Linked DNA regions of Homo sapiens: region 2 is linked to region 1. A link is a contact called in ENCODE Hi-C or POLR2A ChIA-PET data. All regions are on one chromosome and are shown on one strand. Each heading gives the region's core, a stretch centred on a gene start or an enhancer-like site at or near the end of the contact. The rest is flanking DNA. Distances are from core to core; before and after follow the strand shown. Region 1 overlaps PLEKHB1 (pleckstrin homology domain containing B1). Region 2 holds the start of MRPL48 (mitochondrial ribosomal protein L48).

The links. A loop is a pair of places that touch in the nucleus more often than their neighbours do. ChIA-PET counts read pairs that join two places held with the same protein, here RNA polymerase II (POLR2A). Pooled maps may share reads with other maps.
Region 2: a pooled map shows a loop between it and region 1 (2.4-fold over the local background). The contact joins the promoter of MRPL48 here to the enhancer-like site in region 1. A Hi-C loop is called at or near these places in 5 of 50 pooled maps. POLR2A ChIA-PET finds 5 or more read pairs at or near these places in 6 of 52 experiments (GM12878, HEK293T, K562 and 3 more).

What each region holds. Positions count from the first base shown.
Region 1 is chr11:73,659,743-73,663,196 of GRCh38, forward strand. It overlaps PLEKHB1 (pleckstrin homology domain containing B1), which reads left to right. Exons shown (of 8, transcript NM_021200.3): 7 at 1,011-1,110; 8 at 1,724-3,077. The coding sequence ends at 1,860. Among named protein-coding and RNA genes, the nearest start is that of PLEKHB1, 15 kb to the left of the region's middle. RefSeq lists enhancers at 539-1,383, 1,384-2,226 and a silencer at 1,289-1,460. Within about 2 kb of position 1,594, at least 5 of the 41 ENCODE cell types and tissues checked have a DNase peak (open chromatin) inside an H3K27ac peak, as active enhancers do.
Region 2 is chr11:73,785,988-73,789,441 of GRCh38, forward strand. It overlaps MRPL48 (mitochondrial ribosomal protein L48), which reads left to right and starts at 1,887. Exons shown (of 8, transcript NM_016055.6): 1 at 1,887-2,005. The coding sequence starts at 1,985. RefSeq lists enhancers at 1,821-1,880, 2,021-2,100.

The DNA.
Region 1 (3,454 bases), core at 344-2,843:
GGGGAGGGCAGGGAATGCATTCCAGAGAGAACACTGACCATTCTCTGAGCCTCAGTCCCCAACCCTATGGTCATGTGGAGCTAATACCTGCTTTAAGGATTAGAGGTGGTGTAACACACGTGATCACTTCCTTCAGGACCTGGTACATAGTAGGTGCTCAATAATCGTTACAGCCTAGTGCAGCCTAACAATTTTGGGTCAATGATGGACCACATATACAAAGGTGGTTCCATAAGATTATAATGGAGCTGAAAATTTCCTATCACCTAGTGATGTTGTAGCCATGATAATGTCGTAGGGCAATGCATTACATTTTCTACATTTATATATGATTAGTTAGATAACAAATACCATTGTGTTACAATTGCCTACAGTATTCAGGGCAGTAGCCTGCTGAACAGGTTTGTTGGCTTGGAGCAATAGGATATACCATATACTCTAGGTGTGTGCCACCTAGGTTTGTTTGTAAGTACACTCTATGATATTCACATAACTAAAATTGCCTAAGGACGCATTTCTCAGACTGTATCCCTGTTGTTTAAAAGACGCATAACTGTATTTTAGTTACTTCTCATCCCTATCCTTCCTTTCCCTTCCTTCCTCCCCAACCCCTGTTTATTTCCTGGGCCTGGGGCTTGGCCATGTTCCCCTCCTTGTGACTAGTAGAGCTGGGTCTTTCAAGTGGCATTATTGTAGAGCTGCTAGCAAATATTAGACTACCTATAAGGAGAAATTGGGAGCCATAGAGAATTTTTTGAGCTAGGTGGGAGGCCAGAGTTGGAGAATGGGTGTCACTGGGAGCTGGATGTAGGGCAGAAGTTTTAGAGGACCGTGGACCTTGTGGGGAGGGCAGGGCCTTTCTCCAAGAGCTTGCTAGTGGCTGGAGGCCCATTTCTAAACTTGGGGAGGTGGCTCCATGGATCCCAGAGAGGCCTGTGCCAGGCGTGGGGGTAGGGGACCAAATCCGGGCCAGGGAGTTCCTGGGCACCTGACATGGTTGGATTCCCCAGGTGCGCGTCTACAGCCCGTACCAAGACTACTACGAGGTGGTGCCCCCCAATGCACACGAGGCCACGTATGTCCGCAGCTACTACGGACCGCCCTACGCAGGTAAGTCTCCAGCGTGCCCCGGGGCTTGCCTCGATCCAGCACCGATTCAGCGCCAGGCCCAGCCCACGGTCCGTAAGTCCGGACCAGGCTTCATCCTTTTAGCGTGCACGGATTTTCCCAGGCAGAACTCTCCGCAAGCCCCTCTCCATCCTGAGACTGGGAGAGCTCTGGAACCAGCGTTCGTCTCGAGCTGACCTCACCCTTCTGGGATGGCTCCTCAGCCCTGCGGTCGGCAATACCCATTCCTGAGCCGGTAGCGGCCCCTGGTGGCTACTGCGGGAATGCTGCCTCCTCCCCGCTCTGGGGCCTGGCGGTTGGGAATGCCCATCGTTAGGCGCCTGGTGGTTGTGCTTAGCGATCTCAGGGTTTCCTCGCTGCTCCGCCCTAGCCTGCCGTAGCGGACCCGTAGGTTCCGGGACATCCGTAGCCGATCCAAGGCCTGGGAGCCGTAGGGTGGAGCTCTTCCCGCGTCTAGATCTGTTCTTTGACTGGGGAGCAGGAGAGTGGGTTCGGCGCCTTACACTGGGTTGGGCTGGAGTGATGCAGGAAGGGTACGAAGATCACTCTACTCCCTCCTAAGTCGCTGATCCTCATGGGCTGTCTCCCTCTGCAGGCCCTGGCGTGACGCACGTGATAGTGCGGGAGGATCCCTGCTACAGCGCCGGCGCCCCTCTGGCCATGGGCATGCTTGCGGGAGCCGCCACTGGGGCGGCGCTGGGCTCGCTCATGTGGTCGCCCTGCTGGTTCTGAGCCCTGGGACTCGGAGCACTGACCCCTGCGCTTGGATTGCTAGACTCCTCTTCCTCCTGGACCCCATCCTCTACCATCCAAGCCCTGTCCCACTTTGGCCCTATCCTCTCCATTAGCTCCTTCCGGGTTTGGACCATTCCCCCCACTCCCTACCCTTAATCCCCACATGGGAAGAAGCTATCATCACAGGTACAAACATCGCTTGAAGTCTTCACATCTACCACTAGACACCCCCAAAATCTGTTATAGACATTTATGGATACATTTCCTCTAAACACAACAGGGCACAGCAAATACGACTTCATTTGGCTTCGAGTTCCCCAGGCGCTGTAGACACAACATGAATCGGGCTCTCTGCTCTCTCCTTAGGGAGCTCGAGTCCTGGTGGGGAGAACAGGAGTAAACAAGGACTTGACAAAGCTGAAGAGTTATCAGTCCTTTGACAAGGACAGGTGGGGCAGGGAGCAAGACAGGTAGGCTGGAAGAACAGTTATTGGCAAGTATGCAGAGCCGTGAACGTCATGGCATGTCCAAGGAATTAAATGGGAGTTCATTTGGGCTGGGGTGGAGGCTGGGATCAGACCGTGGTGGGCCTTCAAGCTAAGGAGCTTCCTAGGTGAAAGGGGAGATGTGAGCCTTCTCTGGAGGGAAGTTTCATGATTGCATCTATAATGAATATATTGCCTGTTTTGTGAATACTGACACATGTCCATACCTAAAACACTCCTGAGTCAAGTCCCATCCTTCCCACAAACAGCTTCCTGGCTGGTACCCATGATAACAATTGAGCTGAACCTGGGGACCCCTGGTTGGGGAACAGGTGAGTTCTATTTGAGACTTCCAGCCCTAGAAAGCTGCCTCCGTCCAGAAATGCCTCTCACACCAGGAGCTCGGCCCTCTCTTTGTAGCTGTGACTGTCACCCTCTCAGGCTTTGTCTCATCCTTCATTCTGAATAAGATGGCAGTGTTCTCCTCTGGGGCCTGATCCACCTCTACACCAGCCCAGGAAGCCCCATCTGTGCCTGCCCTCAGGTGGTCCACCAGTCTCCCCCTTTGGTTCCCTTCCAGTCTCTTCCCCCTTTCTATCCCAATCACCAATAGAAATGCTAACATCCCTGCCTGGTAGCCAGACTAGCCCACTAAAGCTCCCCTGTAAATGGGGGCTCCATTAGTTCTGCTGCCGAGACTAATAAAGATTTGGTTGGCTCTAGCAGTAACTGTGGCTTGCTTTGTTCCCCCAGAAGGCCCTGTTTCCCTCTCCATGATCCAGCAGCTACTAGTGCCTTCACTGGTCTAGTGAAAAAGAGTGTGGATTCTGAGATCAGTTGGAACTGGTGACAGCATATTAGCTGAGTCATTTGGGGCAAGTCACTTAACCTTTCTGGATTTTGTTTTCCCTACACTTAAGGTAGCTGGTTGAAGTTGACCATTCCTGAGGGCTCAAGAGGAGGGACTGCCTTGGAGTCTCTGTTGTCTGAGCTGATGGATGATCCAAGCCAGGTCCTGCCTGCTTTCTGAGAATCCTGTTCATGTTGGAGTCTTTTCCAGTAGGTTCCCATCCTTCTAGAGTTGAATCAATGAATTGTTCTCATAG
Region 2 (3,454 bases), core at 637-3,136, 130 kb after region 1:
ATGCAAGCTCTGCCTCCCGGGTTCACACCATTCTCCTGCCTCAGCCTCCCGAGTAGCTGGGACTACAGGCGCCCATCACCACGCCCGGCTAATTTTTTGTATTTTTAGTGGAGACGGGGTTTCACCGTGTTAGCCAGCATGGTCTCGATCTCCTGACCTCGTGATCTGCCCGCCTCGGCCTCCCAAAGTGCTGGGATTACAGGCGTGAGCCACTGCGCCCGGCCAAAAAAAAAATTCTAGTTGTTTTGGGAATCCTTATATCTTCGTACAAAGGACTAACCGTCTCCTTCTTCCTTCTTTTTCCCTTTCCCTTCACCTTACCTACCCCAGAGAGTGTATTAATGCAAAGATGGATTTGTATCTTTTTTTTTTTTTTTTTTTTGGGATGGAGTTTCGTTGTCGCCCAGGCTGGAGTGCAATGGCGCCGTCTCGGCTCACTGCAAGCTCTGCCTCCCGGATTCAGGCAATTCTCCTGCCTCAGGCTCCTGAGTAGCTGGGATTACAGGCATGCACCACTACGCCCAGCTAATTTTTGTATTTTTAGTAGAGACGGAGTTTCACAGTTTTGGTCAGGCTGGTCTCAAACTCCCGACCTTGTGATCCGCCTGCCTTGGCCTCCCAAAGTGCTGGGATTACAGGCATGAGCCACCGCACCCGGCCATGTATCTTATTAGATTGTATTTACCTGGACTAGACAAGGAAAGAAACTCTCTGGCTGCCAACCTGCCCTTTTGCAAACCTATAGTCACAGTCCCATAAAATAGATGAAGCACAGGCACGGAAATGAAACAGCTCACCACTTATATAACATTATGTTAACTAGGTACCTTCTTCCTGTCTCTGTTCCTCATCTGTGAAATGGGTATAATGATCCTCAGCCTCATAGGGTTATTGGAAAGACTAAATGAACCCATACACCCATAAAGAACCGACCTGGCACATACTAGCATTTGATTGATTTTTTTTTTCTTATTTAAAATTTCACTTCTAAAACCCCAATAGCATTTATTAGGCAATAATCAATCACTGTACTGGAGGAGGTATGCCTGGTCCATTATATTTCCAAGCATAATTAATTGTCGTATCTGTGTTACCTCAGTACTTTGCACACAATTCTGGTATTTCACTTACCATACTAGATACTAATTATTTGTTACTAGATACTAATTATTTTTTGCTATTATTTTGATTGAGTTCCTCAAGGACTGAGATCCTGACTAATTTATTCCAGCATCTAGCACAGGACGTGGAAATCTGACTTCTAAACTCAATTTAAGAGATGATTGGCTGGGCCTGGTGGCTCACGCTTGTAATCCCAGCACTTTAGGAGGCCGAGGCGGGCGGATCACCTGAGGTCGGGAGTTCAAGACCAGCCTGACAAACATGGAGAAACCTCATCTCTAGTAAAAATATAAAAATTAGGCGGGCGTGGTGGCGGGCACCTGTAATCCCAGCTACTTGGAGACAGAATTGCTTGAACCCGAGAGGCGGAGGTGGCAGTGAGCTGAGATCGTGCCACTACACTCCAGCCTGCGCAACAGAGCGAGACTCCGTCTCAAACAAACAAAAAAGTCAGATCTGTGCTAGACGCTGAAAGGAATTAATCAGACAGGATCTCAGTCTTTTAAGAACTTTCAAATACAGAGAAGAGGTGGTAACAAATCATTAGTGTATAATATTGTAAGCGAAAAATTAGAATTGTGTGCTAAGTACTGGGGTAACACAGAGATGGTAATTAATTCTTTCTGGAGAAACAGCAGTGAATGTGACAACCTGAGTGAGGGTGGAAAGCAGGAGAATTTCTAGACTCTGAATTTCAGAAGCTTCCGGAACTAAAATGATGTGGAAGTTGAGTGAGTCTCGGTGGGATATTGCTGCTGCACCTGGTCAAGGCCGTTCCTTCAGTGTTTTCAGACGCCCTGGGAACGCGGCTGCAGGGTCCGGTCTTCGGTTTGCACAGCTAGAGGCCGCGCAGCAGCAAAGGATGAGCGGAACCTTGGAAAAGGTAACGTAGATTCCACGCACGCGGGGCGCGGGGAGATGGCGGACGGTGCAGAGAGGGGAGATGGCGGAGGGTGCAGAGCGGGGAGGTGGCGGCGCGCGGACATCCGGGGATGAGACACTGGGGCGCCCAAGGTCCTTCCCAGCAGCACATGCGGCTGCCTGGCGTTGAAGGGGCTGAGCAGATTCCTTTCCACCCGGGGCGAACTCTGCCGAGCCGACCCGTGCCACGCCCACACCACATGCCACTCTCTCCACCCAGTTTCTGGAAAAGGGAGAGCTCTGCGATGGGAATCACGACACCAGGATACGGTCCCGATTAACTGTGTGACCTTGGGCAGGTCATTTTATATTTGCATTCAGTTATCAACTTCCAGAATTTTTTCTAAGAATGCAGTTTTGACTTGCTGAACTGATGAGGATGTGAAGCTACCTGGTAATAAGGAAACAGCAGTAATAAACTAGGTTTTTGTTCTTTTCTTTCTTTTTTTTTTTTTTTTTTTTTTGACGGATTTCGCTCTGTTGCCCAGGCTGGAGTGCAGTGGTGCGATCCCGGCTCACCACAACCTTCGCCTTCCGGGTTCAAGCGATTCTCCTGCCTCAGCCTCCTCAGTAGCTGGGACTACAGGCGCGGGACACCATGCCGGGCTAATTTTTGTATTTTTAGTAGAGACGGGGTTTCACTGTGTTGGCCAGGCTGGTCTCGAATTCCTGACCACGTGATCTGCCCGCCTCGGCCTCCCAAAGTGCCGGGATTACAGGCATGAGCCACCGCGCCCTGCAATAATTAACAACATTTTCGTTTCCAAAACCTTATTTAAGTGACTGTCATAAAACCGTATGAACCACTATAAATGTGTTCCTGGGCTTTCTCCCGTTCCCTTAACAGATTTAACAGATTTCATTTGTGCTCTTTCAATTGTATCATGCTGCTTAGATTAATGACTCATTTTAGCAATTTATATTAAAATTTTGTTTTAGGCATTAATTGTGGCAACTATATTTCCATGATTCATAGGTCAGCATGGTCGTTGCAGCTCATGGGTCTACCTGTGGTTACCTTGGGGCTGCCCTTGAATGTGTGAGGGCCCACGCCTCACTTCATCCTTTATGAAACAATTCACTTGTTCACCTTAGCCAGTTTGTAAGAATTTGGCCAAATATGGTGCCAAGATAATAGAAAAAAAAATCAGAAAGTTTCAAAATTCCATTGTTAAAGATGGTCACACTGGTGACTACACTCCTTGATTTGCCTTGGTTCCAAGAAGGGCTAAAAGGGAGGGATTATTTTTCAAGGAATACTATTTCCAACCATTCGGTTCTCCATGTTTCACCATATTGCTCAGGCTGGTCTGGAACTCCTGGAAAAGAGCCCATGGAAATCTGTCATTAAGGCCAGCATCTGACATGGGTATATAAGGCCTCTCGACGTCTGATGCCACTGTTCTCTTCC